Linked DNA regions of Homo sapiens: region 2 is linked to region 1. A link is a loop called in an ENCODE intact Hi-C map of the cell type or tissue named here. Cell type or tissue: B cell. All regions are shown on one strand.

Region 1 (4,000 bases):
GGGGGGACATGACAATGTTATATACGGTATATAGATATGTATAATACATACATAAACACACATATATAAGTGACATTTTTAACCCCAGACAGAAGATAATCCAACTGCCATTTGTATACGTATCTGTAATATATTAAATGATCATTTCTCTAGCCTTAGCACTGAATACAATTGACCTATATCCCCTAAACATGCACTACTGAGAGAAACTGGAGGGGAGTGGGAGGAACAGCCCAGAATTGAAAACACATTCCAAGGAAGACAAAGAGTAGGAAGATTGCTAACCATTATATTTATAGAAGAATGATGTTTTCCAGCCAAGCCTGCTCTTCAAGATCAACTTCAAGAGAATGGGCCCATAATAATAACCAAACTGCCAGATACGCAGGGCCACACTCCCCAGAGTCCAACCAGCCTGCAGCACTAGTTATTGTTCAAGGAAGGGGAAGGTTGGTAGATGAATGGTCCCATGCTGCAGTGTTTAAGAGAAGCCTCTCAATGACTGAATCTAGGAGCATGACTCAATCAAGAGAGGAAGGTGGGGAGCACAGGAAGGAAGAGGAGAGGCAGAGGGAAGGATGAGAGGGAGGAAAAAGAGAAAAAAGAAAGCAGACAAGGAGTAGCCAGAAGAATGACCTCATCCTATAAAAAGTATGCAAGAAAATAAAATGCATTACATATACTATGTTTACAGACCACAATTTTTAATCCTGAAACTTGCAAAAATTATCATCTGAATAGTGGTGAATGAGGCCTAAAAAACACAATATAGGGAATTTAATATTTGTTGGGTGCTTTCTGTGTAACATGTGCTGGATGCAAGAGAGTCAACAATGCACATTATTCTCAAGGAGGTAAGAGTTTAGATGACTAAATACCAGGAGTAACACAATGCTATCCACCAGTAAGGGATATAATGGGAACCCAGAGAAGCACCAAGAAAGAGCACCCAATACAACCTCATTGAAGACAAGGTGGTAACAGGAGAGACATGTATGTGAGATTTCATGCAAGATGACATTCTAACAGAGGTAATAAGGACTTAATATTTGTTAGAATGCAATTCTTAGTTATTTGACAATGTTAAATCAAAGTAAGTAAAGACTATTAAGTAAAAATTTATATCATTTATCCAAAACAAATTTTAAGGTAACTGGAACCTAAAATTGCAAAGGGGAAAAACTGAAAGAAAAGAAAAGAAAAAAAAAACGTAGATGACATTTCTGCCCTTCCACAGCTCTAAGTTCTTTGATCACTCCACGGTTGGTTTGGAAGTTTTTATGGCTTTTGCTTACAAATTAGAAAAATTTGCAATGTAAGACAAAAGAACTATAAAAATCTAAACTGCCTTCTCTGTACAACAAATACCAAACTGACTCCATCAAGTCATTTAATTTCAGAGATACACAGAAATCACTTATACAAACTAAATTATTATAAAGACTTTGATGGAGCCTTGTCAACAAAAATTGTTGCTATTTTTAAAAGACACACTCATTACACAGAGCCCTGGCCTTCACTACCAGGACCCAAGGATGCTCTCCACCCAGGCAATGGTAGAGAGGCTGACACTCTTCCTCTGTAACTGCCCTTGTATAGTTTAGTCCTGTGTCCTGGGAGTAAAGAGACCATCAGTGATTTGTTCCTTTAACATCTCATACTCTATAAACAGCAACTGCAAAAGCAAAACAAAACAAAAAATATTTTACTCAAACTACCATTCTCAATGTCTGCCAGTGAGCACAGCTTAATTTGGTTTGCAAGGAAACCAAAAATGCTTTTATAAAGTATTATGATGTAAATATACTCATTTTCCTTGGCAAAGCAAGTGAAAACTATCAACCAACCATAACAGGAATTTTTCTACTAGGGATTACCTACCACATCCATTACAGACAAATAATCATATTTCAAAATTTCAATGACTTATCTATCCCCTTTTAAGTTCTATTCCCAACTTAGTCCAACAAGAATACTTCTCAAATACAATCAAGGCAAGGGGAATATGAAAGCAATGAAAATATGGTTAATCGTGATATACAATCAACCACTTAAAAAACTCAAGAGTATTACACACATTGCATGTTATTTGAACTATCAGGACTATCTATTTACCAAAAACACACCCAAAACAAAACCTCACCTTTATTTCCAAATAAAAACAAATTAACGGCCATACTCAGTATTAAGCTACAACTTTATAATCATGGTAAATATCTGATCAGTTGTATAAAAATAAATTGAAACAAAACAAAAAACAAAAAAAACCCAACCTTGAAAAGTAAAAGAAAGAAAGAACCTCACACACCAGTCAGTTCCTATGTGAGCAGCCAGCAGAGGGCGCACATGCCCCAACAAGAGCCGGCTATGGCCAGGCACTCCCCAAACTTATTTAGTACTAAGTCTCACCAAATCTGTATGGGGGAGGAGGGGTACAGTCAGCCGATGAGTGGCATTGATAAAACTAACGTGCTCAATTTAGGATCAGTAAGAAACATACATAAGTACACTTTAGTATTAAATACTGACTTTAACAGATATTTCTTAGCTGCTCGATGGAAAGTTGTTCATTAAAAAGATTTGTACAGAAGTGAGCTTCTGTCAGTTTTCAAGGCCACAGTAGTTTTTATTGCCCTATCTGACCTGTATGAGGACTTATTTGTAATGCAAGGATTTATGGAATTAAATTAAATATTAAATTTCTAACATAATTAACACATATTTTTGTGAGTATATTGAATTACACTTAGCAAAGTCTCTTTTAGTGTATGTATATTTCTGTGTGTCTTATACAAATCTATTAATTAACTTTTGCAACCCTAAAGCAATCAAATATGTAGCATTTAAAGAATAAATTGAGATACATAAGTTCCTTATTTTCCCACTGGTTTGTGCTTGATTGATTACTTGTAAATTGTCTATTCTGTGTCTCTATATCACAATATTTGCTTTGGGGTTTACAGTAGGTTATACCAGAAGAGTACCTCACAGCTATGTATGTACACACACATATAGGTAGGGCACTGTTTATTCTTTTAAAGAAGTTTTCCTACAGATGCAAAAGTCACAAATTGTTCCTACTGTTTTCCAAGCTTGTTGAAACAATAGCACAAATTGAAAAAAAAATTAACTCATAAAAGCACCAAATTAAAATGAACAAAGACTACATTATTTACTTTTACAGATAAAAATTAAATAGTCCATAACACATCCAATCTCTAATTTCAAATAGGTTAGAATGAATGGAAGGTCTGCCCCTAAGTTTCAAGCTAGAAAGCCTGGTAGGATAATTAGCTGCCACTGTCCCTCCACCTAAATGATCATTTCACTTGATCTTAGCCAAAAGGCTAAGAAGCGATTCCTAAATGATCATTTCAACCTCACCTCTCTATTCACGAAACAAAAACAATAAAGCCAAGTAACATTTCCATCATAATATATATATTTTTTAGCATCCTTCATAAACTTGAGAGAACTTAATTTATAGAATCTAAAAACCAGGTGGTCTACGTTACATGTAGGTCACAATAAATAATATGCCTCCTTTGGCCAATATGGCTGCACCATTTTTGCCTAAGTTAAAATGACGATGTTTCATTATTCCTAAGCTCTCAGTTCTGAAATGTTTACACAATCTGTTAAGTCCAGGGAAATTTAAATGACTTTGACATGCAGCCTGCTAAGGCCAGTGACGGGGATAATGCCTCTTTACGTGGGTAAAATTTTGTGGCATATAGGTCACTCTCTTAAGGGGAATCAACTGTGTGTCTCTTCTTTGCACTTCTACCACAATCCTTCATCCTGCAGCCTGGAGCTGAGAGTGAAATGCAAGAAAGGAGCCGAGTGCTCAAAGCAAAAATCTGCTTCCAGGACAATCCATTATATCTGACAAGTTAAATGTTCCATGGTAGGCCATATGGCATCAGAGCAGGCCCGACGACGGAAGAGGGGAACTCAGCAAATGCATCACAATTAAGGAGTTTGGCTACAGACTTTACTT
Region 2 (4,000 bases), 910 kb after region 1:
ATTTACAATTGAGTCCTTCAGCCCGGCTGACCATAGGCAAGCAGAACTTCCAGGAGGGTGAAAATAGAGAGATGAAGACAACCTTCATGAGCTGTGCCGCTGCAATGACAGTAAGCAGCGGGGGCTCACTCCTGTAATCCTAGCATTTTGGGAGGCCAAAGCGGAGGCTCGCTTGAGGCCAGGAGTTTGAGGCCAGCCTGGGCAACATAGCGAGACCCCATCTCTGCAAAAATATAAATTTTAAAAAAAGAAATGACAGTCTACAATCAGTTCTACTGAGGTGTGAAATAGCCATGTTAGGGATTTGATAAGGGAGGAGGGCTTTGGGGCTTAAGAAAAAAAATACACACACACACACACACACACACACACAAACACACACACACATTCCTTTTTAAAGAGAGACAAGAGACAACTTGAGACTAACAAACATGCCCCAGTTTGCCCATCCTCAAACATTATTAGATGAGTCTGTCATGTTGACAAATAGCCCCCACTAACAACAGGCCCAGCAGACAGCAAACACAGCAGTGTGTTCGATTCCCACTCCTCTCAAACGCAAATTGTGGAACACAGGAGGCCTGTACAGTGCACACATGTGGTCTAAAAATACCACGCCTGCCTTGTCTTTGTAGGGATTGCTTCCCAGGCGACAGAGGCCCTGAGGCCTAGGACCTACCCAGGGGAGGGGCAGGGGCCTCCGCCTGCACCAGAGCTAATTACTGGAGGACCTGGGCAGGCAGCTGCCGGGCCCTGCTCCCCATTTGTGAGCACGTTGCAAGGCAGTAGTTCTAACTTTAGAACCGCACTCTAAACTTTGATCTCCCATTGCGGCCTGGCTTTAGGCAAAACATAAACTTGAGAGCTGCAACATATTTTTTAAATCTTATTCCCTGGTACTTTAAGAACAAGGACAGGAATTATTTTCAAATGAGAATCTTTGACTGCATAACACAGGCTTCCAAAATTAAGCAGAAACACATGGCAGCTCTTATTATTAAATTTCCCTTGGAAAACAATGCTTTAAATTATGGGGAGGGGGGATAGTTTGATAAAACTTTGAAATGTGAAGCTTAAAGTTTAAAATAAAAAATGACTGTAGTGTTTTGTTTTCTTTAAAGATTATTATGGAGTTTTTCTAGCTTTGCCATTATTAATCAATTTCTACCAATGGTTAAAATTGAATGCTTGGGGTTCGAAATATAAATGACTATTTTTCAAGCTGAAATCAGGTGCTAAGGGGCTTTTTGAAGTACAGAGAGAAATTTGGACTGCCCAATTGAAGCATCTCTCCATAAAACATATTTCTAAGAAAATAATGAAGGTGAAATTTAACTGTATCATAGTCTTTACCTGATTCTGTGTAGAATTCAGCAAGAAACAGAAACCTTCTAAAAAAGCGTGCTTGTGCCACAATTAGGGCCAGCCACTGGCATCTTCTATTATCAAAATAAATCAAAACACAGCTTTCCTCTTCTCCCTAAGCCATTCTCAGAAAGGATTTGGGCAAGAAGATGTTCTTAGAAACTGCACTACCATCTCAGACCTCCCAGGCACTATTTAATTCTCCCTTCCCTTCAAGGACTAAATCAATTACTACCTTCTCAATGAAGCCTTTCTGATCACCTCATTTAAAAGTTTCCCATGTCCCAATCAGCCCACATCCTTACTGTGCGTAGTGCCCATTTGGAACTTATTATTTCCTGTTGGATGTGGTTAGTGATCTTAGGAGTGTGTCTCTTCCCTTCGCAGCTACCTTATAAACTCCATGGTGATAAGAATCAGCGCTTTCTCTTTTTTGCATACCCCGTTGGGCCTAGCTCAGTGCCCTGAACCAGTGGCTGGGTTCCTGCACCGAAGACTGCAGGGGATACAAGCAGTGCTTAGTAATGACAAGAAGTTATCTTCTAGCATCACCCAGGGGATGCCCTGGGGAACAAACACAAAGGAAGAAAAGAAACCCCAAACTACTTCCACTCCCCTTCCCACTCATGGCCTCTAACAGTGCCTGGCTGTGCTAATGGAGGTGAGGCAGCCTGCTGGGCTCACAGCAAAGTGGTAAATTCTACTATCAAGGCTCAGCTTGATGCAGAAATGAAAGGAGAGGAGGAAGAAATTGTCCCCACTCTGATTTTGCAAATGACTTTATTTTTTGACTTCTGTCAGTTTTCATAACTCTGCTCCACCTTCATGCCCTGGCCTGATTTTAAGCTTCTCTGATTAAAGGGATGATTTCTGTGCAGTGCATTACTGGCTGCAATAATATCCATCCCCCACCCCCACCCCCTACACACACCCACCAGTTCTCATGCCATCTTTGCAAAATTTTTGAAGCAGTATTAATACCAGTTGTAGAAAAATAAGAACATCATTCACAAAACTTGGTTTATACAACTGAATTCCAGTTTGGAGAGACTTCCTTTCTCTTTATAGGAAACTTCCCTTCTTCTTTCAAACAGCCAAACCAATAAATCTCTACCCAATTTTGGGTAGAGATTTCATTGCCTGAATCATGAAGAGACATCACAGGTTCAGAGGAGAGAACTTTGCCCAGGTGAATGTGGAAAAAATAGATGCCATCTGTGATTTAAGGCCTTGTTATTCACAGTGTGGTCCACAGACCAGTGTCATCACCTGGGAGCTTGTTAGAAATGTAAGAATATCAGTTTCCTCTCCAGATCTACTGAATCAAAATCTTCATTTTAACAGGATCCCCAGAGATTTCTATACACATTAATATGGATTAGAATATCTCATAAAAACTGTCTCCCCATCAAAAAGCCTTCTCTCTCCAATTTGTCATTCCTGGCCTGAAATGCTCATTGTAGAGATGAACAAGATGAGGGTGAGCCATGCTTCTGTCACCTTTAAATTGGAAGTTCACCCAAGAGAAATGATATATTAAGGCAAATCAGATACTGGTACTGAGGTGCTCCTTTCTATGGGAATCTGTGTTTGAAAGTGGGAAAAAAATGAGCGAATGCTCTGGACCCTCTAGGACAATATGTGCATGAGATTTGCCCTGGTCATGAGGATGCTAAGGCCATGAGAAATCCTCTGTCTAGATCCAGATGTGGAAGACAGAATCTGCACAGTGGTGGCCGGGCATGGTGGCTCACATCTGTAATCCCAGCACTTTGGGAGGCAGAGGCAGGTGGATTACCTGAGGTCAGGAGTTCAAGACCAGCCTGGCCAACATGGTGAAACCCCATGTCCACTAAAAATACAAAAATTAGCCAGGTGTGGTGGCGGGTGCCTGGAGTCCCAGCTACTAAGGAGGCTGAGGCAGGAGAATCACTTGAACCTGGGAGGAGGAGGCCGCAATGAGCCAAGATCATGCCACTGCACTCCAGCCTGGGCAACAGTGTGAGACTCTGTCTCAAAAAAGAAAAAGAAAAAAAGATAAGAGAATCCCTATGATGGCGGACTTTCAACAGTTAGAAAATAACCTTCCCACATGGGTAACCACATCCAGGAGGGCCTGAGGGCCAGAGAATAGAATGAGGACACCAGTGACAGTGAAATGGGCCACAGGGAGGGAGAACAGAGCCAAGACCCGAGATACTGGCTGTGGTTCCATGCTGGGGTACCTGGGGACAGGTGCTTCTGTAAACAGAATTCATCCAAAAAGCCCGGAAACAAAAAAGTCCTCAGTCTTCATCCATCTGCGGGTATATAAGGGGTCAGAGTTACACTAGTGATGGTTTCTACTACCTCACTAAACCCTGCTGGTTCCGCCAAACCATCCCTATTGTGAGTTCCTTCTGCCATCTTGCATTTTTCTGGGAGACTCCAGGAGCTATCTCAAATCTATGAGGCATCAGACTGTTTCTTGCTCTGCTCTAGGGTGCAGTGCCCTGTCCATCCTCCCAAAGACAGATGCTCATGTCCTTGTGGCTCAACAGCAACCCCATAAGCTACTTCTAAGACCAAAGGTAAAGGTCCAATCCACCCACCCCTTTGTGTATTGTTATGTTAGAGAGATACCTTAGCTGAGCTG

The links. Hi-C counts contacts between places; a loop is a spot of excess contacts. Peaks named below come from ENCODE experiments on the same cell type or tissue, not always from the same donor. Only the 100,000 strongest peaks of a DNase experiment are listed, where the experiment ranks them.
Region 2: a loop joins it to region 1, with 11 times the contacts of the local background. A loop is called at or near these places in 4 of 110 quality-filtered maps.

What each region holds. Positions count from the first base shown.
Region 1 is chr18:55,413,129-55,417,128 of GRCh38, forward strand. The region is part of intron 5 of TCF4 (transcription factor 4); the gene reads right to left. Among named protein-coding and RNA genes, the nearest start is that of TCF4-AS1, 37 kb to the right of the region's middle. In B cell, CTCF peaks have their summits at 2,327 (motif pointing right) and 2,528; a DNase peak (open chromatin) is centred at 2,353.
Region 2 is chr18:56,321,931-56,325,930 of GRCh38, forward strand. No RefSeq gene overlaps it. Among named protein-coding and RNA genes, the nearest start is that of LINC03069, 130 kb to the left of the region's middle. In B cell, no CTCF peak of the experiment used is centred here; a DNase peak (open chromatin) is centred at 1,921.